Regions from separate parts of the Mus musculus genome. Here region 1 is linked to region 2. Evidence: chromatin loops called from intact Hi-C (ENCODE). Cell type or tissue: left cerebral cortex. All regions are shown on one strand. Links, peaks and the distances in the headings refer to the core of each region. The heading gives the core; the rest is flanking DNA. Region 1 has its middle 12 kb from the start of Pomp. Region 2 has its middle 15 kb from the start of Gm10858.

Region 1 (15,029 bases), core at 2,597-10,596, 940 kb before region 2:
CAGCCCCTGTCAGGGGCAGGCTTCTGATAGAGAAGTGTTATGAATTTAGACATAACCAAATCTATCCATACTTTCCCTCCAAAACGTCCAAACATTCCTGCCTGTGTCATGCCACTGTGACAGTATTTATTCACCTGTGGGTGCACGCACAGGGTGAGATTCAGGACCAGTTCTGACCATCACATGAGTTATTCTAGTGTTCTTTCTATTGGGAAATCTGTTTTCTCCACTCGCCCACAATGCCAGCTTTGCCAAACATTTATTCTGGGCATCTCTTTCTACTCAGTTGGTCAGCTTGTCCATCTCTGAATGAAATTCTATGCTGTCTTAATAAATACAATTTTACAATATCTTCCCATCCCTGCTGGGGAGGGGCTTTCAGGGAGGGGCTTTCAACTTTCTTAGACGTCTGGTGGACTTTCTGGACCTTGGGTTTTTCATATAAATGTCAAGATTAAGTTACTAAGGTTATTTGGATTCGAGTTCACTCTATGGCACTTGAGGAAAACAGACATCTTTAGAATGGAACCTGTCTGTTCCTGTGGCATGCTTCTCCATCGGCCGGTGTGGACTTTGTGTGCATTTCAGCCAATTCTATAGAGTTCTAGACGATTTTCTCAAAATATTCAAGATAGATTTATTCCCAGGCCCCTTATGTTGTATAGTACCATAAATGGTGCCCTTTTACAATGGAAATCTGCTTCTCTCCCTCTCCCTCCCTCCCTCCCTCTCTCTCTCTCTCTCTCTCTCTCTCCCTCTCTCCCTCTCTCCCTCCCTCCCTCCCTCCCTCCCTCTCCCTCCCTCCCTCCCTCCCTCCCTCCCTCCCTCCCTCCCTCCCTCCCTCTCTCTCTCTCTTTCTCTCTCTCTCTCTCTCTCTCTCTCTCTCTCTCTCTCTCTCTCTCGTGTGTGTGTGTGTGTGTGTGTGTGTGTGTGTGTGTGTGTGTGTGTGTGTAGTATGCGTATTTGCACACAAGTGAGTTGTGTGTTCATGGACGCACGTGGGCACTGGTGCCCGTGGAGGCTGTAGATTCTTCCTCCGTTCCTCTCCACTGTCTTCATGGAGACCGTCTCTCATTTGGCCCGGGAGCTCTCGGATCCGGCTAGTTGAGCTAGGCAGCTTGCTCTGGGGAGTCCCGGTCGTCACCTCCCGAGTGCCGGGGCTACAGGTGTGTCTTACCACACACACTCAGCATTCACACATGTCCTGGGCATCCCAATTCCCCTCGTTATGTTTGATGAGCAACGTATTACTGGCTGAGTCACATCCCAGATTCTCTTATTGTTTGTGGAAGTTTTCTATGTAGACAACCTTTAATACTCTAGTGCTAAATATAAGATAAATTAAACATAATAAAAATAAATATATAAATATAATAAACATGAAATAAATATAAATTAAAATAAATAATGCTAGCTTGTTTTGCTTTTTTTTTTTGGTCTCACTTTTCCTTTCCAAATCTTAACACTCCTTCACACTCCGCTGTTGCAGTCAGGGTTCGGGGATGACGCCTGGATCTTCAGCATTGAAATTATGGGCCTCACCTTATTCCTCATTTGTGAAGGAAATGCTTTTAGCTTGTTTGTGAAGCATGATGTTCAGGGGAGATGTTTTTAAAGATACAGTTTATTACTTATGCTAAGAACTCCCCCCATCTTTGTTTGACTAAGGCACTTTAGTTTGTTTTATTATAAACAGGTTGTAGGGTTTTCCTGGATTGAAAAGAAAAGCCTTGTTTTGAAATGACCATGTTTTTACCTCTTTTAATCTGTTAATGTACATGTTTTCTAATACTGCAGTAATCTTTCACTCCTGAAGTAAGCCTTGTTAATCATTATCTTTCGCACACACTTGAGTGTGCAGCAGAGAGAGATGCTAACACACTTAAGACTTTGAATCTGTAATCAAGATTGGAGTTGATGGTTCTCCTGTCTGGGTAACACGGAAAGGGTCCACAGCTGGTTCACAGCTGGTCAGCAGTAGGTGTGTGTCTCTTTTCGTAGGATGAGTTATCTGTTCCTGCAGTCTCGGGAAGCTGGCCTGTAAAACTGCCCCGACCCGTGTCTTCTTCGTAGGAACTCTTTTAGCCACTGATGTTGATTAAAGTGTATAATGTGTTAGCTTCCAGGGGTGCAGTGCTTGTCAGTGTGGTTCTTATCTTTGTGGGGTTTCAGCTTTGTGGGGTGGCGGCAACACAGCCATCAAGTAACCAAGTGTCTTTGTATTTTTTTCTTCTTGTTGATATGGTTAAAATACTCTGATGAAAGCAATTCAGGGGAGAAAGGGCTTATTCTGGGTTTTAGTTCCCTGTTACAAATAAAAATAAGACAGTGTTCAACCCATTAATGATGTATGTCAAACAAGGACAGTAAATAGCGTCTATCAAATACCTCCCAAAACACTGGGGAACGCTCCTTCTGCTACATCCACACAGCCTTGTTGGACTTGGCTTGGACTTAGCTTTGTAAGCTATTGCTGCAGTCTGACTACTATGTGGAGTAGCTGGGAACTCCAAGATGTTTCCTTCGCACTCACCTATCGTGGATGATGAATTTGGCAGTTTGGCTAGAGGGTGGGAGAGGGTGGAAGAGGAGAGAAAGGGAAGGACTGGAAGAGGGGTGGGAGGGGGAGAAGAGAGACTGCGGTGGTGGTGGTGGTGGAGCAGAACACAGACCACAGAGAGGAAAGGGCAAGGCAGGGAGGGAGGGAGGAAGGGAGGGAGGGAGGGAGGGAGGGAGGAAGGGAGGGAGGGAGGGAGGGAGGGACATTTCCCACTATTCTCCCTCTATCTCCCAGCCAACTCAGCTGTTCCCCCACCCCCACACCAGCATATCTTTTGAAAAGGAGAAGTGTGCAGGTGGCCACTGAGGCAGAGACACACCTGTGACCCAGAACCTCTCTGCAAAAAGAGAGACCCCTTGTAAAGTACCTGCTTTGATTGTGTCTGAGCACAACTGTGTCCCCTGCTGACACACAAACCAGAGTATCTGTGGAGTGATCTAGGTTCCAGTGGCTCACTCTCAAAAATCCCAGGACTTGCGGGGGAGGGTGCTGAAACAAGACAACTGCCATAAGTTCAAGGCCAGCCTGGACTACAGGATGGGGCTCTATCTCCAAACAGGCAAGCAGGGCTGGGAAGTCGCTCAGTGAGTAAAATGCCTGACAGGCTGCAAGATGACCAAAGAATTCACATCCTCAGCATCCATCTCAAAAGCCAGGTGGCCGAGTGCATCCCTAATCAAGGGGTGCTGGGGACAGTGAGGCGGGAGTGTTGGAGAAACAGGGAAATCCCTGAAGCTGGCTGGCCAATCAGCAGTGCCGAGATCTTTCCCAAAAGATCAAATGGAGTGTAGGTGAAGACAGTGGAAGTCAATCTCTAGCCTCCATGTGCAAACACACATGCATTTACATCCCCCCTCACACTACATTCAAACATTTACAAAAAAAGGGGTAGGGCTGGGGCTGGAGAGATGGCTCAGCAGTTAAGAGCACTGACTGCTCTTCTAGAGGTCCTCAGTTCAATTCCCAGCAACCACATAGTGGCTCATAACCATCTATAATGAAAATCTGGTGTCCCCTTCTGGCATGCAAGCATACATGCATGGAGAACAGAAAGAAAGAAAAAAAGAAAAAAAGAAAGAAAGAAAGAAAGGAAGGAAGGAAGGAAGGAAGAGAAAGAAAGAAAGAAAGAAAGAAAGAAAGAAAGAAAGAAAGAAAGAAAGAAAGAAAGAAAACACTTGGGAGGCAGAAGAAGGCGGATTTCTGAGTTTCAGGCCAGCCTGGTCTACAGAGTGAGTTCCAGGACAGCCAGGGCTATACAGAGAAACCCTGTCTTGAAAAAAACAAAAGAGTGAGAGGGAGAGGGAGGAGGAGGAGGAGGAGGAAGAAAACCTTAAAGGGCTGAGATGGCTCAGTGGGTAGAGCATCTGCCATGCAAACACAAAAATCTGAGCCCAGTGTCCCAGACCTACACAAAGCCAGACACAGATGCATAGATCTATAATCCCAACACTCCTATTGAGATGGGAGGTGAGGCAGGATTTCTGGAAGCTCATGACCCAGTAAGCTTGGTGTACACAGAGCCAAAAGTGCAAGTCGAGAGTGAACACCTGAGCTTGTCCTCTGACCTCTACATATGCACGTCTGTGTTAACATGAACATGTAGACATTCATACTCCCTGCTCTGGCAGCATACACACCCACACACATATACCGTACATGTATAGGGCATACACACACAGACATATACACACACACACCACACACAAACACATACACCATGTGCACACATCATACTCCCTCATACATACACTATACACAACACACACACACACACACACTGCAGAACCGCAGACATATACCTAAAACACACCATACATTCACACAAACACATAACTCGCCATATGCAGCACACGGCATAGGCACATGCGATACATGTACTTGAGTGCATGCACACACACACACTCACTCATGCACGCACGCACTAGGAGCCTGGGCTGTTGTTGCTCAGTGATAAAATGCTCCCTGGCTTTGGCTCCTCCCCCCTCCCCCGGATATTCTTGAAAGATGTATTAATCTCATTCATCGCTGCTACATTTCCCTCTTGGTCACTATAAGAAATCCTAAATCAAATTCATCATGGGAAGACAACATGCTGAAGGAGTAGTCTGTGTGGTAGCCAGGTCCTATGATGAAGATGTGGTAGCTTAGAAACTGTGCCCTCTGCCTTGGAATGGCCCCACAGTCGAATAGATTCCTCAAAATACAAAGCTCTCTTTTTCTGCACACCTCCCAGTACCCGGTTGATGTAGCCCAACCATCAGAGTGTCACCTGCTTTTAAAATAATGGCCGTGATCACACCAAGCAGGACAGACCTCTCAGCAAGCACCCAGCAGTCATTGTCACCATGAGGAGGGTGGCTGCACTTTTTCCTCCTTCCACGGTCTCTGGAGTTAAAGTGGGGGTCAACCTGAGGTGATTTTACACAGGAGGGTTATTCAGTATTACTACAACAAATGCCTTGCTCCCCCGCCCTGACCATGGAAGGACATCATTCACAGGGCAGGGTGGGAAAATCAGAGAAGAAGTCCTTTCTGCTCCTTTCTGCTCCGATCCCTGTACTTCAGAACTGCTGACCTCAAAAGGGTTTCCAAGAAGAAACAGGGCTTATTTTTCTTTTAGAAGCAGCCTGATTTCCTTGTATGCTTAGATGCACACGAGGAGAAGAAGAGGAAAAAAAAAAAAAAGAGTCGCTCACAGTTCTATATTTAGTTTGTAGAAACAAAGCGAAGAGTCAGAGAACCTGTCAGGGGCATCCCAGATATAGCTTTATCTAGATAACGTGCATATTAAAAGAACCTCAAGTTCTATTTCTGGGCTGCAGTTGTGAAGTTGGAGCAGCAGCTGCCTCCTCACTCATAAATTGGCAGATCAGGATGTGACCGGTCACAAAGAACCTTCCCACAGAGATATCACCAAGTGTCCCCTCATTTAGAATCCGCCCGGCCTTGGGCCAATGTTCCAAAGAAAGGGTGAAATCAGCATTGAATGGAAATTCATAGACTCAGGCTAGGTGAGAATGCTATCTGTGTTGAGGATTTAACTGAAGTGCTCTGGAAAGCAAATTAAAGCCTATGTATGGAACGTGGGATACAGTTTAAAAATAAAAGAACAACTTGAAAATATTCTCTTTCCTGATCCAAAGCCAAGTTTGTCTCCAGAGGGGGAAAAAAAAACTCTACTAGTTGATCTGATACAATTGATCCACTTAAAGGATTTGATCCTTAAAGGGTTTGTTTTTCCTGAATCTTCTCTTTATAAAGCGGGGGGGGGGGGGGGGGGTGTCTCCTGCCCTCTGACACTGTTTTGAGACAGGTCTCACTATGTAACCCTGGCTGGCCTGGAACTCCCCATGTAGAGCAGGTTGGCCTTGAATTCCCCAAGATCTGCCTGCCTCTGCCTCTCAGCAGGGCTCATATAAAAGCCAGATCATGGTGAGTGGGTGCACTGAGAGAAGCAGTTCAGTCATTGAGAAATGCAGCAAGCATGCAGCTGCAGACTTCTCAGAGTTGAGCTGAGTAAGCACTATGCAGGGAAAAAAAAATCTGAGGGAGTCCCCCTTCTCCATCATTTTGGATAAGGTGTGCTCATGCTAAAGGCACCAATCATGTGCTACCTTCTACGCGTTCAGGATAGCACGTTTCCCAGCTCTGTGAACCCAAGGTGTGGGAAACCTTTGCCTTGGTGGGAGTAGGTCAGTAGAAACTTCTGGACTCCTTCAATAACCCTCAGAATCCCTTAAAGTGAAAGTACTTGTTATTTGCCATTAGCAAATAAAACAAACAGCATTCTGTTTGATCTCTGGGAAGCCCTTTCTTGTTAAGGTAACAGTCGGTCTGACTTTCATGTTTCAGTATTCATTGTCGGTTTAATTATTTTTTAAAAGTTTTGTTTTAAACTATTAAAGTTTTTCAGCGCTTCAGATAAACATGGTTGGCTTTGTTAAAGATTAAAAATAAATTTCCCACAAAGCAGCAAAATGTGGCAAAGATAATATACCTCATGGGGTCGGCCTGTTCCCAAACACGATTCTCAGGGGGCCCCTCTGGACAACAGCCTCGTCATTCGTGTTCTGAGAAGTTCTGGAAGCCCCCCAACTCTAACCCACCCAACCTATCCCGGAACTAGCAAAGTATTGGGCGGGGGGGGGGGGGGGTCACCACCAAAGAGGAGAATCTCAGGGAGGCATGTTTTATCTGTTCTTAGGCTGTCAATCTTTTCCAAGATACACTGATGCTAACCTTGTAATGGCTTCTTTCAAACAGAGAGCAGTCTGGGAGAACTGATAGAACCAACACACCTCTGCACAGAGCTGCTGTCAAAGGACTCCTCTTAATTCCGTTTGAGAACAATCTAGAAGATCACTTTGAAAAACGTCATTCAGGCTACTTGAGCTTTGGTTGAAATCTTTTCCAACTAAGACTTCCATTTTGAAAAAAATTAAGAGACTGGGATCTGGAGAGAGCCTCAGAGGCTAAGAGCACTTGCACTGTGGCAGAGGACCTGGGTTAGGTTCCCAGCACTCACTCACGGGGCAAGCTGACAACTCTTTGTAACTCTCGTTCCAGGGGACACAATGCCCTCTTGTGGCCTCTACGGGCATCAGGCTTAATACCGTGCACATACATGCCTGTGAGCAAACACTCATACTCATAAAGTAACATTTAAAAATCTAAAAAATAAAATTAGTGACAGATGGGCTTCCATCAGTGACTCATTTTCCAGGCTCACTACCCAGCATCTGAGAACATCGTTTCCATAGTCTTCTTTCTTCCTGTCCCAGTACAGTGCCTCTAGTTTCTAGAGTGGATTGGAGTCCCTGTCTCTAGGGTGTTTGGGATTAGAGGGAATGTTCGTGCAGTTCTCAAAGACGACGGTAGGTGGCGATAAAAAGACGCGGCTCTGGGCTGGCGCTCTTTTCTGAATGTCCTAAATCAAGTGCTCACAAAATGTAAAGAGCACTGATATGATGGAGGGACAGACTGAAAACTCAGCTCGCGAGGTCTGTTCCTTCCCTATGTCCCTAGGACCCGGCTTTCCACTTTCAAATGAAAAACAGCTCTTCCCCCCCAACTGAGAATTCCACTGCATTGAAAGAAATGAATGGAACCATTGCAAAGGATTTTTAGCACCTCAATGCCGGTGAAGTCACAACGCAAATGGCCAGTGCTGTTCGCTGATACAAACCAAAGTTGTATACATGTGAGGAATTCAATAGTGTATAAACCATTTAGAACTTCCAAGAGTTCACTTACAGATCCAGTCCTAGTCTCAAATTCCTGGAAGGAAATATTGTCCAAAGGGAATACGGAGATAAAGTTTCTAAGGTTTTGCTCTAAGGGAACAGTTAGTCCAGGGGATTACCCCAAGATATAAAACGGAGCCCCTATGGTGGAGCTTAGCTCGGGCGCACATGATTGGCCGTCAGAAAGGAATGGAGTTTGGATTTGCTGGATGGAACAAAGGGAGTTTATTCCTTATTCTTTCCCAGGACCCCAAATTGACAATTGGTCAGCTAAATGAAATTGTTGGAGAAGGTTATGGGAATAAGAAAAGAGAGAGAGAGAGAGATTTGGAGATTTAGAGAGTTACTTGTCTGAGCATATTGTTGTTCTGGCTCTGAGCCAGCGAACGGTCAGTGGAAAGCAGACGAGGGGAGTTAATTCAAGGCTGAGCCTTCACATAAACTGGAATTGTGTAATCTTGGAGTTAGAGATCATGTGTCCTGACTGCTCTCCAAAAGCAAAAGTCCCCAGAACATGTCTGGAGGCAGGGCTGAAAGTCCCCAGAACATCTATGGAGGCGGGATTCTGGGACATTCAAAACAGAGACACAGACATCGTTCCAGAAAAGCTCACTCCAGCATTCCTTACACCAACAAAGACCCTGGGGTGCATGGACGTATATGTGGAGTTCCAGGAATTCAGCACAAGATCTGTAAATGTTTGTCTTTTCATTTGGACAATGATTTTTAACATGAATACCCCTCCCCCAGTTTTCGAGCAGTTTTGGGTATTAAGTGTAACCAAACAAAACAAAACAAAAAATTTTTTGAGACAAGTTTTCACTTTGTAGCCCAGGCTGGTCTCAAACTCACAACCCACCCCCTGCTCCACCTTCAAGTGTTGAGACTACAGGTGCATGCTGCCACGCCTAGGGTGGGGTCCCTCTTTTGAGCATCAAGGTGGCACATTTGTCACAGTTGGTAAGAAAGCACAGGAGAGTGAGCTCGTACTAACGGGCTTCAGGGAAGGCCGGAAGATGGCTCAGTTAGTAACGTGCTTACCATACAGGCCTGAGGAATTGGGTGGTCTCTCAGAACCTATGTAGATAAGAAACCCACACATAGCAGTGTGCATCTGTAGTCCCAGCACAGGGGAAGCAGAGATGGAGATCTGTGGATCCGTGAGTGAGGCCAGCCTAGGACAATCAATAAGCTCCAGGTTCAGTGAGAGACCTGGTCTCAAAAACTAGGATGGAAGCCGGGCAGTGGTGGCACATGGCTTTAATCCCAGCACTCGGGAGGCAGACACAGAGATGGATCTGTGTGTGTTCAAGGCCAGGCCTGGTCTACAGAGAGTTCCAGGACAGTCAGGACTACACAGAGAAGCCCTGTCTCAAAAGAAAAAAAAAATCAAACCAAAAATCTAAGACAGAAAGTGATCAAGGAAGATATTCCATGTCAGCCTATGGCTTCCTCATATATGAACACCTATGAGCACACATATACATGCATAAAAGCATACATATATGCACACAAACACACAGATACACACACACACACACACACACACACACACACACACAAAGGGCCTAGGAAGATCTATGTGAGCTCACTGGAGTCAGCCTGTGCCCAACCATTGCTCCCTAGAAGGGGATCTTCTAGGCAGGACAGAGTGGAGGGCAGGGACTTATCGGAGGGAGACAGACAGACGTCCAACAAGGAGGTTATTCTCCTCTCGGCCTAAGGGATAGTTCTGTTTAAAGAATGGAGGTCCAGGGTACCTGCCCAAACTGAATGAGTGAGTGGTGGGGTCAGATGGGCTTGAGTGCTCATTCCAGAAATGGGTTCTCTCTCTCTCTCTCTCTCTCTCTCTCTCTCTCTCTCTCTCTCTTTTTACATCAGCTCAAAGAGTGTTCCTGGATTCTCAGTTCACCTTTATTTTCCATCTGAAGCCGTCCTCATGGCTGTATCACGGCCCTCATGTGAAATTTTGGTAGGCAGAGTTTAGAGACCTAATAAATCCCATAGAACAAGGCATGGCTGTTGCATGATCCTATACTTGTAATTAAGCCGTCACCCTAAATAACAGAGTGCATTGCACACTCTCGGGGTTCCTGATTCTCACACAAGTTTCTGCTTGGCTTGTTACACAAAACAAAACAAAACAAAACATAACAACAAAAAAGGAAACGTTTTGTTAAGAACATAGCATTCCATCCCCCGATATTGGGATACTCTATGCCTTTTTTCTTTTCTTTTTTTTTTTTTTTAAGGTTTGGGATTTGAATAATTGAGGGACCTGTTGGCAGGGTGCCCCTCCATTTTGTAGCAACCTAACCATCTATTCGGTAAGAAAGGACTAGGTAAGTTCTGATTCCATTATGAAATATGCAGAAATTAACCCCTGACGTGTAAAAACTCTGTGGCAACCAGGAAGTGTCTGGGCTATAATTAGTGTTGCTTGAACACAGAAGGACAGCATACACTCTGGATCCGCCCATGCCACTTAAGGCATTAGATGTGTCTCAAACAAGTTCCAGCCAATCACCCTAAGTGTGGCCACCCACACTTCCTTCTCCTCCTTCTTCAGTCTTCAGACTGTGGGAATTGATGTGAGTACCCCAGCTCTGTTGACCCAGAGCAGTATAATGTGAGCTTTGCACTGTGTGTCCAGAATTCCTTGGAGGAAATCACTCAATAAATATACTCGGATGACAGCCTCCTCTTCCCTGTCTCACTAGCCTGGAATTCTAATAGTGTCTATGCTTCCCGAAAAGCATCGTGACACGTCTGTTTCTGGGAAAACACAAGGAGACGCTGACTCAGGGGTATAGATTATTCCAACTTCCCCCCATATAGATAACATGTTTGTGCAGAGATGGGTCGGCACTCACAGGAGGTGTGGGAGGATGGTGACAGTGCTTGGTACCCTAAACTGCCCAAAATGTCGTATTCATCTTTTTACAATGTTTGTGTTTGATATTTTAAGGAGCAACACAAAACATCTGTGCTCCCAAAGTCAAATTCTCAGAAAGATCCAAACAGAAATGAGAAATAGTGCTGTCGGAGGGGTGGCAAGACGACTCAGTAGGTTAAGACACTGTATGATCCTTTGAGGCTCTGAGCTTGGTTCCTGAAACCCTCGAAAAGTCAGATGTGTCTACCATCCTAGGATTCTATTGAAAGATAGAAGGTAGAGACAGAATGGATGTGAGTTTCCAATTATCCTGGGTTCGTCAGACAGTGAAAATACAGAGACCCTGTCTCAATAAGATGAAAAGGGTAAAACCATTCTAGAAAGTTGTTCTCTGACCTCACACAAAAACTTCAAGCACATGTTTCACACATACACACACACAAACTACACAAATGCTAATAACAAATAAAAATCTTAGATGTAGCTTTTGGAAAGATAAGAAGTCCCTAGAATGGTCATTGACATGAAGAGAAGAAAGAGTAGGGACCTTGAAGTTCCTGGGTGACAATGGGGTGTGTGACCTTGCAGAGCCCAGAAAACAGGCCAGAGCACATGCAAAGAAATCTATGGAAATCCAAAGTCTGCAGTTTTTAGTGCCCTGGAGCGAAATAAAAAGATGTTTTTGAGAAGAATCGTTAAACACAACACAGTCTACATTCCTTCTCGGTTCCTGTCAACCCTCCTGATTCCTTCACACATGGATAAGATCATTTTGGCTTTCAAAATGCTGGTTTACAGTTTCTATGCTACGAGATTCTTAGGCTCACTGGTGAGTTTTCTCTCTCAAACCTATTTTTAATTGGAAGAGGCAAGTTTAGTTATCTTGTTTCCAGGAACATTCTAGCAGGCTTAGCAACTCACATTTTATTAGTCTCTGACCTCCTCTATTGAACTCTGGCCTAAAAAGAAACTGTATAAATGTATAGTTAATCTCCCTGCAAAGGGAATCTAAACATATGTCTGAACAGCTTCTACATGTGAAAGCAGGCTGGGGGAGCACATGGCCTCACAGAAAAACATCTAGTAGTTTTTGAGAATTTCTTCCCCCTCTAACTCTTCACATGACCCTTCCCCCACTCCCTCTCAAACTCATGACTACTTCTTCTATATTTATTATTGCTACACACACACAGACATTATATGTGTGTGCCATTTGCATGCGCAAGCGCACACACACACACACACACACACACACTGAGGTCATTTAGTGTTGCTGTCTGTGCACCTGTTTAGGGCTGACCTCCGCGTTACTTTTGAGATGGGAGTGGATACTTACTGGATCCAAGAGGATAAGTGCACTATTTGAAAGGCTAATCAACCCAACCTACAAGCTTTTCCTCTCTAAGAGGCACAGAGTGGGCGGAGTAACTTTCTAGCAGAGAAATGGGGACGGAAGATCCTTTTCCTTTCTCCCTGCCCTTGCTCTTTCATTCACAGCAAGTCTGACAAGAGCTGGGTGACATCGTGGGGGAGAGGGGGGAGGGGAAGGGGGGAGGGACGGGAGCGTCTGGTCTAGGCTGGAATCCTGAATAAGCTGCCAGGACTGGCTGGGAAGGTCTTGGGTGAGTTCCTTCACTTCCTTGTCCCTGACTTTTCATGCTCTGAAAAGGGGGAAGTAGCGTAAGACAATGGCCAAGAGAACACCGCCTTCCTGGTGTCTGAAGGTGGAGAGCAGCCAAAACAGCCACCAGCAACTGTGTGGGAAAATTACACAGCAGAGAAGAAGGCCTGACTGTAGCTATGTGAGACACAGTGAGTCAACCTACGGGACAGGAGACGAATAAATGAATGAATGAAGTTCAAAATAAAAGTAAAGAGTAGACATTTGAGGTATAAACTGGAAGAAACAAGGAAATACAAAATTTTGCAAAATGGCTCCACATGGGCAGAGCCAGGGAAGGGGCACCGGAGTGAGTGGGGCTATTGTTAATGCTGTATTTCTTGAGATCATCTTATTACTCGGAATATGGGTAAGTAGGGGCAGCTGAGGACACAGCTATTGCAGAGGACCAGGGTTCAATTCCCAGCACCCACATAGTGACTCACTACCATTTGGAACTCCAGTTCCAGAGGATATGATGTCTTCTTCTGGTTTCCTTGGATAACGCATGCACGTAGTGCACAGGCATACAAGCAGAGGAAAACAAAACAAGACAAAAACAAAACCCCCAAATATATAAGTAAATATAAAAATATGGATAACTAAAAGGTGGGTGAAGGAGAACCATGCTTGGGACAAAAACGGAAACTGAAGACTCGGATGAACTCAATGGTGTTGGCGTTAAAGTTAAAGGAGACAGAATCGGCAACTTAGTATCCACCACAGTACAGAGTACAATACAAAGTGCTTTGTTGATGTGAATTCAAGTGAGAAAAGTTACTGTGTGCATTATTAAGAAGAAAAACAGGAAGCACATATGACACACACACACCCAAACCTTAAAGTGTATCATGATATGTGACACAGATGACAGTGGTCATTAGAGGCCACACTCCACATTCCCTGGCAAGTTACCAGCACAGGACCTTAATGGAAAAGGATGGGGCAGCATGCATCGAACACTAGACAGTGCTTGGCACCATGTGTTAGTGTTAGAAGTAAACAGCATGCTGTCACAGCTCAAAGTGTCAAGTTGACACAATCTGTACTCATCTAGGAAGAGGGTTCCAGTGAGAGATTGTCTACTTTGGGTTGGCTTATGGACATGTCTATGGAGGGAATGTCTTGATTATGCTAATTGATGTGGGAAGACCTAGCCTACTGTGGGCAACACCATTCCATAGGCAGGGTGTCCTGAACTGTGGAAGAGGGGAGAAATGGAACTGAGCCCAATCAGGCCAGCCAGTGAGCACACAAGCATTTGTCACTCTCCTCCCATAACTGTGAATGTGATGTGACCAGCTAGGGGCTGGTCCCATCTCCTTTTTTATTCCCCCCTCCCCCAAAAGATCAATATCCTTCCTCTTATGGTGCTGAGAGACACCGAATGAACCAGTGTTCAAAGCACACAGTAAATCCAATATTATCAAGGCCCAACATTGTTGTTGTTATTATTACCTCCAAATCTGGCTCAGAACAATCCCTTATTCTTTAATACAAAATTAAAAGAGATGGTGACAGATGTCTTCATCAGTGAGGACGTCCCATCACAAGGATGTCAGCTGAAGCACTGTAAGTGTTCACCTTCTCTTCTATGTGCCTAGACATTGAGGTCAGACATCGTCCCAGTTGTTGGAACCTGACCTGTGTCAAGACATTTCAGGACAGGCTCATTGGTAGCTGTTTGTGGTGGGCACAGGCACAGGTATATCATTACCCTAGAGCCAAAGATGCTGCAGTGTCTGCTACACTCCCCAACAGGGCAAGAAGGACAGTCTGACTCACAAACAGGAGAATCAAAATATAGGCTCCAAAGGGCAGGTATGATTTGCCTAGTCAATTTCCTAATTGTTCTACAAGACAGAATATAGAGACAATTAGCTACAATTTGTAACACATTTTCATTGGTTAAATGTTCCTTAAATGTCATGGGTACTTTTCTCAACCGTGTGCGTGTGTGTGTGTGTGTGTGTGTGTGTGTGTACACTACTGCAGGTGCCCATGGAGGCTAGATATGTGATAGATTCCCACAGGGACTGTAGTTACAGGTGATTTTGAACTGCCTGGATGTGGGGGAACCGAACTCAGGTCCTCTGCAGGTCCAGCAGGTGCTCGTAACTTCTGAGCCATCTCTAGCCCTCACCGCTTGTTCTTTCGAAGCATGTAAGATGTTTTCATTGGGTAAATGTACTCTGCCCAGGGCCTGATCAGTATCTGGACAGCCACAATCCTTCAATAGCCCCCTTCCTCACAGTTCTCCTGATTAACTCACCTGGGCTTTGGTGTTAGCCTGACCCCTCCTACCTGATTCGTTTACATTACAGCTTGTTTGTTGTATAAGCCATTCTGGTTCTATTAAAAGGAACCTACTAAAAATTGTTGTTGTTGTTGTTGTTTAGAGGCTTGAGAGATAGATAGCTCAATGGTAGAGGTTTCCCCAGCATGCACGGGTCTCATAGACTCAACCTCAGCACCTCGGGAAGAAAATCACTTTAAAGGTTTGTATTAGATTGGTTTTTATATCAGTTTATGTGTGTGAGTGTTTTGCTTGCTTCTGTGTCTGTGTACCATGGATATGCAGGGCCCATAGAGGTGAAAAGAAGGCATTGGAACCCCTGGAACTGGAGTTGTGAGGCTCCATATGGGTGCCGGGGTGTGAACTCAGGTCCT
Region 2 (15,029 bases), core at 2,271-10,270:
GGAGGTGTGTGGGACTGGGCAGTGGGAACCTGCGTGTTCTCAGGTCAGGCTTCCACATGTCACCGTGAGATGACTGTTCTGGGATGTCTCTACCACATAACCTCTGATGGGCCAGCCTAGCAATTCTGGGATAAGGAGGTCTCTGGTGTTCTGTTGGATTTTCAGCCAGACTTGGCAAGCCCACATTGCCCACAGCCACTGCTGTGGAAGTCCAGAGGATGTGCTAACTCAAGGCCTATGGGAATGAGTGTCTGGGGGATGGGCAATACCTAAATAATGTCTCATGTCCCCATAACAGCAGGGTTCCCATGGGCTGGGACAAACAGCCGGGACAACAAGCAGGTAAACACATGAAAGGGACTCAAATATTTATATACCCCGCATTCATTATTCAAATAGCCAAGAGGTGGCAATAACCAAGTGCCCATTAATAGAGAGGGATGGCTGGACAACAGGACAGCACCTATCACTGAGCTTTTTTGAAAGGAGAGAAAATGCAGTATATATTGTAGCATGCATGAGCCTTGAAGACCTAATGTTTACGGAGATAAGTTTGTCACAAAGGAGCGAGGGGTAGCAGCTCAGCTTTATAAAGACAGCAAATGCAGGGTGTTTTCTGGTGACTGTGGGAAACACTGAGAGCCGCTGTCCAGTTAGAACCAAGCTTCCAAAATGTTTGCAACTGGATGGTGGAAATGGTCCTGCACCAATGGATTTAATGCCCCCGGAGCGTACTTGCAAATGTTTTTTAAGTGGCAAGTGTTATGGAATATATGTTCTATGCTTTGTTTTGGTTTTTGTTTTTACATTGATTTTGTGGAGGGTGGCGTGGGGGGAGCACTTGAGCCACAGACTGCATGCAGAGGTTAGAGGACAATTTGTAAGAGCCAGCTCTCTCCCTCCATGTGGATGACAGGGTAGAGCTCAGGCTAGTAGGCTTTTATCATCCACAGAGCCAACTGGTCAACTTTCTCACAACATTTTAATGTGGGGGAAAAAATAAGGCTTACAAGGGAAACATTGCATTGGGTAGTTAATACATTTAAATATGTTATGTTTGGGATCTTGAGATGTTTGAATCTGTCAGCTTATAAAACATTTGTTATTTTTATAATTTCTTCTTTTTTTTCTAGGTAAATATTCGCTCGTTTTATTAGCACCACGCTCTAACCAACTGAGCTAACCGGCCAGAGACTCACTCGTTTTATTATTTTTATGCGAGTGAGTGTTTGGCCTGGATGTATGGCTGTGTCCTATATACATCCCTTGTGCACATGAAGGCCAGAAGAGGATGTTGGATCCCCTGTAATTGAACTTAAGACAGTTGTGAGCTGCCATATGGGTGCTAGGAACCAAACTTGGGTCTTCTATACGAGTGGCCGATGCTCTTATCTGCTGAGCCACCTCTTAAGCCACTAAATATTCATTTCTGTACCTCATGGCTTTTCTTTCTTTCTTTCTTTCTTTCTTTCTTTCTTTCTTTCTTTCTTTCTTTCTTTCTTTCTTTCTCCCTTTCTTTCTTTCTTTCTTTCTTTCTTTCTTTCTTTGTTTCTTTCTTTCTTTCTTTCCTCTTTCTTTCTTTCTTTCTTTCTTTCTTTCTTTCTTTCTTTCTTTCTTTCTTTTTAAAATGGAGTAAGGGTTTCTTTTTTTTTTTTTAAGATTTATTTATTTATTATATGTAAGTACACTGTAGCTGTCTTCAGACACTCCAGAAGAGGGAGTCAGATCTTCTTACAGATGGTTGTGAGCCACCATGTGGTTGCTGGGATTTGAACTCCGGACCTTCGGAAGAGCAGTCGGGTGCTCTTACCCACTGAGCCATCTCACCAGCCCTCTTTCTTTTTTTAAATTGTTTTTTTCAAATATTTTATTTTTGTTTTATGTATATGAATACACTGTCACTGCCTACAGATATACAAGAAGAGGGCTTCAGATTCCATTATAGATGGTTGTGAGCCACCTCATGGTTGCTGGGAATTGAACTCAGAACCTCTGGAAGAGCAGCCAGTGTTCTTAACTGCGAGCCATCTCTCTAGCCCCTACTTCATGGTTTTTCAATGTCAAGTTAACCTCATTATCTGAAAATAGAGGCAATAATACAGAACTTGTACAGTCATACTAAAATATATGTATAGTAGATTTGAAAATTATGAGAACCAAGTGGGGTTTTTGTTGTCATTCTTTTTAATTTAAGACCCAGGGGCAGAGAGATATAAAATAAAAGAACCCCGATGGGGCTGGTGAGATGGCTCAGTGGGTAAGAGCACCCGACTGCTCTTCCGAAGGTCAGGAGTTCAAATCCCAGCAACCACATGGTGGCTCACAACCATCCGTAACGAGATCTGGCGCCCTCTTCTGGAGTGTCTGAAGACAGCTTCAGTGTACTTACATATAATAAATAAATTAAAAAAAAAAAAAAAAAAAAAAAAAGAACCCCGATGGCTGAGTCTCCCATTAATCTTAAGTTATTCAAAGATACCAGAATGGATTTTTTTTCTTTTCTTAGCTTTCTGGTGTTTTGAGACAGGATTTCACTATAGCCCAGGCTGGCCCTAGGTCTCCAGTTCTTAGCCTCCTTGGCTTGTATCACACATGTGGCCAATAATGAATTCTTTTGTTTTGAGACAGAGTTTCTCTGTGTAGCCCTGGCTATCCTAGAACTCTCTTTGTAGACCAGGCTGGCCTTGAACTTAGAGCTCCACCTACCTCTGCCTCCCAAGTGCTGCCAGCAACATATTCTCTCTTTTTTTAAACTTTATTTTATGTGTATGAGTATCCCATTTGCATGCCAGCCAGGGAATCATATCACATTATAGATGGTCAGGTTGCTGAGAGTTGAACTCAGGACCTCTAGAAGAGTAGCCAGTGCTCTTAACTGCTGAGACATCTCTCCAGCCCCAGCCATGTATTATTAATGTCTAGCCTCCTGGAGCTTGTCTTAGTCAGTTTCCTGTTGCAGCGACAAAATACCCCACGAGGGAGTCAGTCGGTTTACAGAAGGAAGGGTTTAGTGTACTTACCACCACAGCAGGGAGGCTTGGCGGCAAACTGCAGGCTCAGTAGGAGGGGCAGGAAGCTGAGAGCTCACATTTTCAAACACAAGCTCAAAGCATCAAGAGCATTCTCAAAATGGCCATTTCTAGAGGTCAACACGCTTCCCCCCCCCACCCCCCAGCCCCAGTGACCTACGTTCTCCAGTAAAGTCACACCTTCTAGTCCTCCACAGACAATGTTACCGTAAATTGGGGGCCAAGTGTTTAACTATTTGAGCCTATGGGAGATGTTTCTTATTCGAACTGAATAGCGCTTTTTTTTTTCTCCCATTGTAGCACTGGCTAGCCTGAGACTCACTATGTAGACCAGGCTGGCTTCTGATGCGCACCCAGCCTGGACAGCATTTCTATGAGGCCGTCTATTTTAGCTGAGGTTGTGATTCTCCATCTGCGGCTGCCCTGGGGCTTTAATCTAGATCATAGATGAGCCGGGGAGTAAGGGTAGGGAGCCTTCCACACAGAGTGTGGAGTCCAGTCACATAATCCAAGAAAAGGAGTGGAGCCCCCTGATGGGCAGAGACGGAGCTGCCCCAGGCTTGCTGACTGATGTCTGTACAAACATATTTGCTTGCACCCGGTGTGACATGCCTAGGACCAGCGTGTTTCTGACTTGGGGAGTTTTTCAAATTTGGGAATGTGTCCACAGACTTGACTTGTCTAAGTTTTGGCTTCAGACTTGCATTCGGGGTGCACAACAATTACCTGGGTTTCTGGGAAACTCTCCTTCAGTGTACCATCCGTCACCCTAGAGATAGATCCCCTCTCTCTCTTAGCCCCATGAAGGACATTTAGAGTCCACAAAGCTCTCTCACACAAATCTCGTTTATTTCTAACAGTACCAGTCAATATACATTGGGTGCTTGGACTGTCTTTTGAAGATATCTCTTGACCTTAAGCTCTGTCTTTGGTGTTGGTGGTACACAGTGTTTCTTGTTCTCCATGGCAAAATGTCTCCTTTTCCATCAAAAAACAAAGCAGGTGGGAGTCCCTAAGTTTAATCCCCTGCCAACAAGAGTACAGAAGATTGCTGGTTACTGATCTCTCAAAATAGACTCTGTGGTTCCAGGTAGGTCAGCCACACCTCAGTATATGGCCCCACACCCAGAGAAGTACATGGAAGGCACAAGCTGGAGTTGGGAGAAATTTACATTTAAAAAACAAAAGGGAACTCAAATGGATGGGGAGATGAGTGTGAATTCAGAAGAAGTGAAAATAGTATTAAATATATAGTATATATTCTAAAGGATTGCTGGGCGGTGGTGGCTCAGATCTTTAATCCCAGCACTCAGGAAGCCAAGGCAGAGAGAGCTCTGAGTTTGAGGCCAGCCTGGTCTAGAGAGAGAGAGTTCTAGGACAGTCAGGACTACGTAAAACAAAAAACAAAAACAACAACAAAAATCTAAAGAGTTAATAAACTTTTATTTTCTTTTTTATTCATTTTTTAAAATTGGTTATTTTATTTATTTACAGTTCAAATGTTATCCCTCTCCCCAGTTTCCCCTCCACAAATACAATTTTATTTTCAAAAAGAATATACTTCTTGAAAAAAAAAAAACAAACAAAAAAGAATATACTAATGAGAGATTATTTTTTAAAAAACAGAATAGTTTCCTATACATAAAAACAATTAAATTTTTATGTTCTGAGCTCGTTTGAGGGGAAATAAGCCATGGTTTAAACTAACTTGGGGAAATGCCTTGTGGAGAGTTGGTGGCAGTATCACTTAGCAACTTGATCCAAATCAATGCAACCAATTGTCACATCAGTATCAAAGGAGTGCTATTGATCGTTTCTATTAGAGTAGATAGAACTGAAGGTGTTGCCCTGCCTGTGGAAATGGTATTGACCGAACTTTCATGACAGTGTGCTGCTGTCTGAGGAAGAGTCAGGTCAAGTCAGGATTTAGCATCACCTCTTTGAGGGTGTCTGCCCGGAAACATGTTCCCATGGGTTCCAAATCTGTGTCATCCAAGCTCAAAAAAAAAAAAAAAAAGAGGGGCCAGAGAGAAAGGTTAGCAGCACTGGCTACTCTTGCAGTGGATCCCAGGTTCAATTCCCAGCACCTCCATGGTACTCACAACCATCTGTAAACCTATACCCTCCCTTTTGGTTTTTGTTTTTTGTTTTTTGTTTTTTTTTTTCCAAGACAGGGTTTCTCTGTGTAGCCCTGGCTGTCTCAAACCAAAGCAAAGCAAACCGGGGGAGAGGGGGGGAGAGTTGATGTGAGAAAGTATGTTTTGGACATAAGGGTGACACAAGACACTTGAACATCTCTGAGAAACGAATCCCCAAACCAATCCCCTACAATCAATCCCCTAGCCTGAGAGGGGTGACCATAGAGGTGGGGAAAGCAATTTATAGCCACACAGCGCCACCTGCTGCTCACCACGGAGTAAAGAGCCCAGTGTGAAATCAGGGAGAGCCGTGGACTCTGAGCCCCAGATATTGAGGGAAGTTAAGTGTGGCTGTGCTAGTTTGTCCTGTGACGTGTGAGCATAAAGGCACCTCGGGGGATTGGCTGCATCTATAAATGTCTGCCAACTGGGAGCCATCTGATAAAATGGGAGGTTTGAGACACATGTTGACTCACAGACAAGGCTCTCTCCTGTGTGCTCTGTGTGTCGAGAGCGGACCAGACCAGAAAGCCAAGTAGAAAGTGGCCTTCTCTTTAATGACTCTAGGAAATGGCACTTGTAGGCACCAGACTGTCTAGGGATGGGCTTGGAGATTGAGGTATAACAAGCCTACAGCTCACTGACTCACAGGCTCCTGCTGCTAGCATTCCTTTATAGAGAAGACACAGGGGAGGGTCAAGGAAGGGTGTTTTAAGGTTTCCCTTGCCAGAACCCACAAGACCAGGTCAGTGGTTTCCAGCACTCTTCAGAGTGGGTGAGGCATCTTGGTGCCCAAGGGAGAGGAGCGGTGAGCACCATGCAGCCTGCCACTGTGTAGACAAAGCAAGCCTAAGGAGCAGTCTATAATCCTGGCAGGCCTTATTCCGTGAATGCCACTCACCCTGCTGTGTCTGCTGTCTGACATCTAGATGTCAGGGCTGGGGAGGGCTAAGGGTGCTCCGTTTCACACTCAACGCCTGTCGGGGACTTTGCAGGTGGAACCAAATATTAAACACAGGCTGCTGGACCCTTGATCTGCTCAAATGTAAGAATTTTGAAATCTACAAACACTCCCATATGGGTGAAGACACCATGTGTGGGATCTGCTGGAAGGACCGGCCCAGTATGGTTGCTGGCCCAACCTCTCTGGATCAGGAGCTGCATGTTTGGGCCTGTCAGACTCCATGTCACATCTGAATAGGATACAGACAAGCATCCCAAACCACCAGCTCCCTGTCTGGAAGGATTCCTAGTAACACACCCGTAACTAAACCGGCCCCATAACAGGGGAAGCCTAAGGCTAATGGTTCTCGACTTACAGGGGTCTGCTTGAGGGTGGCTCCTCCTGATGAGGCGAAAGCAGGTGCTTTCAGGAGAAACAGGTACTTCAGGTTTTAAATGTGGCTCTTCTCCCTGGCTAGTGACATGCAATTTGATGCTCTTTCATGACGTGGGGGGTGGGGGGCGCAGATAGCAGTGATCTCAGCTCCCAGTCTATCCTGCAACTGATACATTGGGCCACAACCACATGCTAGATCTCTTCAGGGTTGGTGGACCACAGGGTTTTCCACTTAGGGTGTGTCAGCCTGGTGTATTTTTATTGAGGCACAGCCTGGTCATTACTTACGATGCAGCTGGCAATGGTGGTGCTTTAATCCCAGCACTTGGGAGGCAGAGGCGGGTGGATTTCTGTGAATTCGAGGCCAGCCTGGTCTACAGATGGAGTTCCGGGACAGTCAGGGATACACAGAGAAACCCTGTCTTGATCTCCACCACCCAAAGATGCCAATGGCTACTGGGAGTAGACAGTGTGCCAGACTCAATTCTTAGTTCCTTAAGCTCATTAGCTGAATTAGCCCTCCCAACACGTTCCTTACCTCTATTCTATATGTGAGCACACTTGGTTGCTGCACACAGCTTAAACCACTTGAAGGGGACCCAGGACATTCAGCCCCACCAGTCCTCCTGCTAAAGCTTGTTCAAAGCAGTCTGCTCCACTTATTTCTACGGGGAACAAGAGGGTGCCCTGGTGGAATAAGGACCAAGCAGCCATAGTGACAGTGGGGCAGAGGGTGGGCACCCTTTTCGTGATCTTTCCTTTTGCCTCGGGTAGACATCTTTGCACTTTCTCCTGTGTACAAATCGTTTCAGGATTCACCTTGTTTTGCTTTTCACTTGTTTCCCTTGAGAGATCCTGAACCAAGAGGGCGGGGGGGGGGGGGTGGGGGGGAGCAGCGAGAGCCACTTCAGCAAGCCACTTCCGGTTACCTGCTGCACCCTCCGGGGCAGCCAAGCGACACAGTGGCTAGGTCAGGGCGGTCTGTTTGCTGACTGCAAACAAGGGCCCTGCTGGGGACGTCAGGGGAGCAGCTGCTGAGTGCCCAGCGAAGCTCCAGTGTGGTTTGTAAAGTAAACGGACTCTAATTTGGACAAATACGGCAGGGGCCTGGAACTCAGGACAGATAAAGTTGCAAGGAAGTGCTGACCTGGAGGGACAAGGTTTCCAGGCCCCAGTGGGAAGTGGGAGTGGCCCAGGAATGCCCTGAACCTCCCAGAACTATAGCCTGCTCACAGCCATTTGACACCTTAGGCATTAAACAGGACATTTGTAGGAGAATGGGGAGGGGAAGTGGTCCACGGAGGTATTAAGTGTCTGTTTATAGTTACATCACCTTGTAGGAAACGCAAGTTCACTTAAGTCTGAGGTTTAACATGTCTATCCTACAGCTCAGGCAGGCACGAGAACATCAACTAGGCATCAAAATTTTCCTTTATAGTTTGTGTGTGTGTGTGTGTGTGTGTGTGTGTGTGTGTGTGTGTGTGTGTAATTGTCGAAAGGGAATGGAATTTTGTAGGAGAGAGCAGAGTGGCTGGCCCAGAGTGAGTGCTCAGTAGATGGCAGCAGATGGATGGTGTCTCATTTACAAGTATTCATTCAACAAACACAGTGCTTGTAGCAGAGTCCTGCTTCCCTAGCTCAGCCACAGCCTTCACTACAGCTCTGCTCCCTTGATGCACAACATCATCATGACATTTGGAAATGTCTGGAAACGGTAACGGTAACGAACTCGTCCAATTACACAGGGTGGTCCCAGGTGCGTGGTGAAGCCACTTGGCCACACAGTCGAGGGTTGCTACTCTCCAGGCACCTGGTGAGGTCAAACTTCAACCCAAACAGCAGTTTCCTTTAGGTGCCCAAGGCCAGCTCCCTCACCTCCTTCTGACTCTGCTGAATATACTGCCTCCAACTGTTTCATGCACAGGCGACAGGCCTCATCTAGGACCAATGTCTGCCTTTCTTAGGCTCTGGGAGGAACAGTGTGACTGAACAGTTCCCCTCTTCTGAGGAAGAACTGACTGGAGAAGTGTCCATTCATCAGGAGGAATTCCACAGAGGTTATTGGAGTGCCTCGTAGCTCCCCAGGATGGGTCCCTACAGCAGGGCGTGGCACTGAAGTCAGAACTCTCCAGGACAGGAGGCATCAGAGGCTCGAGAGGGGTGACCTGTGCCGGGCAGGCAGGAAGGGTCACTGCAAAGTTTCTATGAAGTTGGCTCACTCCAGAGAGGCTCATTTCATTCCCAGTGAACCACAGAGGTGGTCCTAAGGGCTGAGTCTCCATGGTAACACTATCGTTGGGCTTACACTGCTTGCCTAGCTGTGTATCCCCTGCACCGCGTATTCACCCTTCTCCATGGCTAGCCTGGTCTCTTGCCTGGCTACAGGGCTACTGCAGGAGCTGGAATTTAAGGAACTAAATCTCAATTTCAATCTGTGATCAGTGTCACAAGTCCGCCCAGTCCTCTCCTGCAGGATAACTATAAAGTTCGGACCCCACCTGACAACCCCTGATGGGTGCCAGGTACCCTGGCAAACAAGTCCCAGTATTAGAGTAGAATCGAGGAGCCTGAGGCTGCCAGAGGAGGCCCAATTTGTTGTTTAGAAAGCAAAATATTCTCAAGATGGTTGGTGATGATGATGGCCCAAGACCACAGATGTGCCCGGTGTCATTTAAAAGTGGTTCCACTGGGCCTGGTGCCCCAGGCCTGTAACTCCAGCTACTCAAAAGTTGAAGAAGGAGGAACTCAAGTTCAAGGCCAGTTTTCTTCTCAAAAATAAAAAATGAAAAAAGAGGACTGGAGAGGTGGCTCAGCAGTCAAGAGCACTGACTACATTTCCAGAGGTCCTAAGTTCAATTCCCAGCAACCACATGATGGCTTATGACCATCTATAATGGGATCTGATGCCCTCTTCTGGTGTGTCTGATGAAAGGACAGTATACTCACATACCTAAAATAAATCTTTAAAAAAATAATTGAGAAAAGAGCTGTGACTGTAACAGGAGAGGGCTTGCCAGACATACACAAAGTCTGGGTTGAATCCCTAGTGACATATGTGCACACACATACACACATACATGCTCATGACATATATGCATGCATGCACACACAAACACATGAACGCATGCAAGCATACACACGAAAATGCCAATACAGACTCATTCAGACATGCATGCACATGCACAGATACACACATGTGCATGTATGTGGCACAGACACACTCAAAGATGCATATGCACACATACTCACATGCACACAGGTATGCATTCACACACGAATACATACATATGGTGATGGACTTTATGTTGTGTGCATTTTGTCATAATGAAGGCCATGGTCTAAATTTAAACTGAGCGAGTGGGCTAGGTTGATTGCTAGGAAGACTAGGAAGTGATCAAAAAACAAAATCTTAAAAGTCACTTCAGCATGAGGAGACAGTTGACAAGGTGACCAGGCCATAGAGACCACATGTGTATAGACCAATGGGCTACCTCTCATCTCACTGGCCCATTCAGTCACACTTCCCCCTGCTGAGTTGGGAATCTTCATAAGATGTTTGTTCTCGATGTCTCTCACACACAAATGAGTTCTGCGGCCTCTCGGGCATCTTTCCTTCCTTGTCCTCACCTCCATAAGACAGCTGATTATTTATTTATTTGTTATGCTTTTTAGGGACCTGCCTGTCTCTATCTCCTGAGTGCTGGAATCAAAGGTATGAGCCACCACTCTGACAGCCATAGGGCAGAGCTAAAAGTGACAATGAGAACCCCACACCATTGGCTCTGAACATCTGTACCATAAGGAAAGGTCACCATGGGGCTAGAGAGATGGCTCAGCAGTTAAAAGCACTGGCTGTCCTTCCAGAGGATCCAGGTTCAAGTCCCAGCACCCGCATGACAGCTCACAACTGTCTGTAACTCCAAGATCTGACTGACACCCTCACACAGACATACAGGAAAATCACCAGGGCACATACAAATAGATAAATTTAGAAAGAAAGAAAGAAAGAAAGAAAGAAAGAAAGAAAGAAAGAAAGAAAGAAAGAAAGGAAGGAAGGAAGGAAGGAAGGAAGGAAGGAAGGAAGGAAGGAAGGAAGGAAGGAAGGAAGGTTATCAGCTTAGAGCCAGAATAGAGCAACCACTCTGTTTGTTTCTGACTGATCTCAGTTTCCCCGATGTCCAGCTTACGTTCACTCTTAGAGGAGCTACACTGGGAGAATGCCGTGCCTGGAGAGAAAAGGAAGAGGGAGAGGAAAGGAGGGAAGTTCCTCTACCTCCTCATGCAGACAAAAGGACATTCCTGAAGCAGAGAGGTTAAGGCCAATGGTGCTTGCTTTCATGACCTAGCTGGGGTCAGGACAAGACCTCCTGCTGCTAATCTGAGCCAACCTCTTTCTTGCCCCCTCCCCCACCCCCCGAAACACACACACACACACACACACACACACACACACACACACACACACACACACTGAAAACTTGACCACAACAGGCCACTTGATGTTTTCAGTTCAGTCCAATTAACTCCCCACCTGGAATAACTGAACTTTTGTGTCTCCTATTTGTTTCTTTGATACCTCATGTTTGCCCCCGTGGTAAAGTAAACTTGGCAAGGATACGGAGCCTGGGTAGAAAAGGCCACGGTTTTTCTGCACGCCGATAAGCACATGACAATGCTTGCTTCATCGACAGAAAGTTCGCCGGTCTCTGTTTTTCTCCAAAGCTGCCCCCTTGCGGTGGGCCAAAAAAGCAGAGACAAAAATAGCCAGGCTCTGACATGTGTCCATCCAATCTTAGAGGAAGCCCCTAAAAGCACCATCTCCCTCAGCCCTAGCGAGGCATCTGTGGTTAGGGACTTAACCCTCAGAGAGTGGCACGGTCGGTATGCATGCTGCACAATGTACTCTCAAGGAAGGTTTGTTGAGTGGATAGACGACCTCATATCCTCATATCTACAATATCCACACTCGATCCATTCTATCCTATTGTCAAGATTTAGAAGACCCCCCCTTTACAGTTTTGAGGACCAAACACAAGGCCTTGTGCATGCCATGCAAGCCATGCGAGCCATGTGAGCAGTCTACTGCTGAGATACACCCCAGTCAGTATTGCCATTAGTTGGAAGGCGCTCTATTCTCAGTCGCTGGCGTGACAATGCCATTAGCTTATATAGACATATAAGCAGCTCACACGGGAACATTTGCCTAGCAACGTGATGCACGATGCCTTTGGTCCCAGCTCCGGGGAGGCAGAGGCAGATGGATGTCTCTGAGTTTGAGGCCAGCATGGCAGCATGGTCTATGGAGAGGGTTCTAGGACAGCTAGGACCACACAGAGGAATATATACATGTATATTAACACAGAGAGAGGGCTAGAAGCAAACCAGAACTGCACAAGCAGGATAGCTACTGTTCTTGTCTGGCAGGTATAGTCTTTTTTTCCAACACAGCAGCATGGCCAGAGAGTCATGTCACTTCCTGGACCCCCTTGGCTTTCCTCACCATCTGAACAGAGCTGAAGTCAGAACAGAGCTTCATGGAGCCCATAAGAGGCTGGAGTGCCAGTCCTTGGTGGCTGGCTTCGCAAGAGGACTTGCTTGCATCTGTTGGATTAGTGACAGCCCCTTCCAAGGGAGAAGAGAGGAACACAGCCAGAATTGCCTGTGACCTGGAACAGCTGGGCACAGCAGCTGCTGGGCCGGCTTCCCCAGTATCCAGCTGTGTTATCCTTAGCCTGGGGGAGTCTCTGAGGAATCACTTCTGCTGATGAAGGCAACAGGTACCCAGGACCAGGGATGTGGGAGTGTGATAAACAGCCCTGCGGTCATCACTCTCAATGAGTTTCAAGGACAGGGAAGACACACTGGAGCCCAGACCTCAGCTTTTCCTTCTTGGGTGGGGAATGTGCGCTTCCGTTTCCTTCCTGGCTGCTGTCAAAGCCATTTATCAAAAGACTATGCAAATAGAATTAGCCACCCCCAGGGCCATTAGTAAGCTGTTGGGCACAGCTGGCTTTGTCCCAACAAATTTCTGTTTAAAGATTTATTTATTTTAAGTATATGAGTACACTGTAGCTGTACAGATGGTTGTGAGCCTTCATGTGGTTGTTGGGAATTGAATTTAGGACCTCTGCTTGCTCCGGTCAGCCTCGCTCGCTCAGTCTCTGCTCGCTCCGGCCCGAATATTTAGTTATTATTATAAATAAATACACTGTAGCTATCTTTAGACGCACCAGAAGAGGGCATCAAATCTCATTACAGGTGCTTGTGAGCCACGATGTGGTTGCTGGAATTTGAACTCAGGACCTCTGGAAGAGCAGTCAGTGCTCTTACCCGCTGAGCCATCTCATCAGCCCCCAACTAATTTTTAATAGCCACCGTCCTAGTCTCAGCTTCTGTGGGAGCAATGTTTTAATTGCACACACTAGTTCACGGTAAAGGTTTGCTTTCTGAGGGATGCTGGGGATTGATCACCCACGGCCCGTGTTCACGGCGTAATTTTAAAATGAGTGGGAATTATATACATGCATGCATGTATGTATTCATTTTTAATGTGTTAAATGTATTTTTGTCCGGTATAGGACTCACTTCTTTAATCCCAGCACTCAGGAGACAGAAGCAGGGGAGTCTCTGAGTTCTAGGCCAGGTTGGTGTACAGAGCGAGTTCCAGGACAGCCAGGGCTACACATCGAAGCCCAGTCTTGAACCCACCCCCACCCCACCCCGCCGCCAAAAAAAAAAAAAAAATGTATTTTTAAAATTCAGACTTGCTCCATCGCCAAGTGCTTTGAAACCCAGTAGCTTAAGTTAACCGTTTGTTTCTAGTAAAGGCTGACTTTTCCTCATTTAGGCCCCCAAATCAAGTCTTTGTGTTGAGAAGGTAGAATCTAGCACCAGCCTAAATCGAATCGTCTCATTTGCAGATAGCTTTGTTTCTAAATATGAACGTCAGCAAACATAGCACAGAAATACATCTATTCTTCCACAGGACCCTGGGATCGACTGAGAAAACGTTTAACCCAAGTGAGACTTGCTCCGTGAATCCGTTACAAGAGTTACAACTTGATTAATTTCAGGTGGACATGTCCCCTCTGGGTCTGGGGCCCAGGAACAGGTATATGGCAGTGGAGGATTCTGGGACATCCCCCATCCAAATCTGGGCATCCTGAGGACAGGATATCCCGCCTAGCTCAGTCGGGTCTGTACCTAGAAATCAACTGTCCAGTACCGCTAGAGTCTAACCACTAACCAAAGGGTGAGAAGTCCCATGCAGATCCCTCGAAATGACGCAGTAAAGGATGTTAAAGTGATAATGGCCCACAGGATTGGGGGCGGTAGGGGGGGAGGGGCGAAACAAACCGTGACCTCCAACAGCAGAAGTCAGGACATGATCACCCCCCAGAGACCACTGACTTATCCTTAAAACCAACCGGAAGCAGTTGGAAGCAGCCCCTTCCCTGCCCAGCTCTCTGCTAAACCCGAGGTTCACCTCGAGAAATGACACTTCATCCCTTGGGATCTGGCGCCATCTGCTGACAGCCGCTGATACTACGTAAATGAACCTTTAAAAGTTAGCCTCCAAAACACAATGCATTACCTATGATGTTGTTCATTCCACACACAGGGGAGGAGGGCCCTGGCTCCCAACAAGGCAGAGAGCAATGCAGGCTATAAATGGTAGGACTCTCAGTAGTTGAAGGGCTGTGCTGTTCGAAGCGAAGCCACCATGATATGATGGGGTTTTTGTTTGTTTTGTTTTTATGGACAGCTCTCCTGGGGTGCGGGGAGTGGGGGGAGGTGGAGGTTACTGCCTAACCCTGAGGAGCCAGCAGGTGCAAGGAAGGGCTTCTGGGAGTATCCTTGAGGAAGGGGTGACCTCACAGTGTTATGGGGACAGAGTAAGGGCATGGGAGCTAAATTGAACAGGTAATTTGTGTAGGCAAAACCCTGAAATGTGCCGGGCAGTGGTGGTGCACGTCTTTAAGCCCAGCACTTGGAAGGCAGAGGCAGGCGGATTTCTGAGTTCGAGGCCAGCCTGGTCTACAGAGTGAGTTCCAGGACAGCCAGGGCTACACAGAGAAACCCTGTCTCAAAAAACCAACAACAACAAACAAAAAACAAAAACCCTGAAATGTGTGTTTGGGACATTCCATAAAATACGGCGGAGGAGAAAGTGTGTTCTGGTTATGTTGCTGAGAGGGAATTTCAAGCCAGATCTTTAAGAAAAGACTGCTCTGCAGAAGATGAAACTCTAATGGAAAAAATAAAGTAATATTTCCAGAGTTGTGGTTTAATTACAGAGGAATGAAGTCACAGGTTACTTTTAAAATTATGAGCTAATTTTTTTAAAAATGTCTGTCTCTTAGGCTAGAAGTGGCAGAGACGGAGCCTTTGGAACGGCATTTCTCAACCTGTAGGTCTCCACCCCTTTGCATGCAAACCGACCTTTTGACAGGGGCCGCATATCAGACACCCTGCATATCAGACATTTACATTATGATTCATGACAGTAGCAAAACTACAGTT

The links. Peaks named below come from ENCODE experiments on the same cell type or tissue, not always from the same donor. Only the 100,000 strongest peaks of a DNase experiment are listed, where the experiment ranks them.
Region 1: a loop joins it to region 2, with 2.5 times the contacts of the local background. A loop is called at or near these places in 2 of 42 quality-filtered maps.

The regions. Positions count from the first base shown.
Region 1 is chr5:147,840,763-147,855,791 of GRCm38, reverse strand. No RefSeq gene overlaps it. Among named protein-coding and RNA genes, the nearest start is that of Pomp, 12 kb to the left of the region's middle. In left cerebral cortex, for the core only: CTCF peaks have their summits at 7,231 and 7,430; DNase peaks (open chromatin) are centred at 5,467 and 7,433; H3K27ac peaks cover 1,680 bases.
Region 2 is chr5:146,904,986-146,920,014 of GRCm38, reverse strand. No RefSeq gene overlaps it. Among named protein-coding and RNA genes, the nearest start is that of Gm10858, 15 kb to the right of the region's middle. In left cerebral cortex, for the core only: CTCF peaks have their summits at 2,379 (motif pointing left), 3,572 (motif pointing left) and 5,434 (motif pointing left); a DNase peak (open chromatin) is centred at 5,452.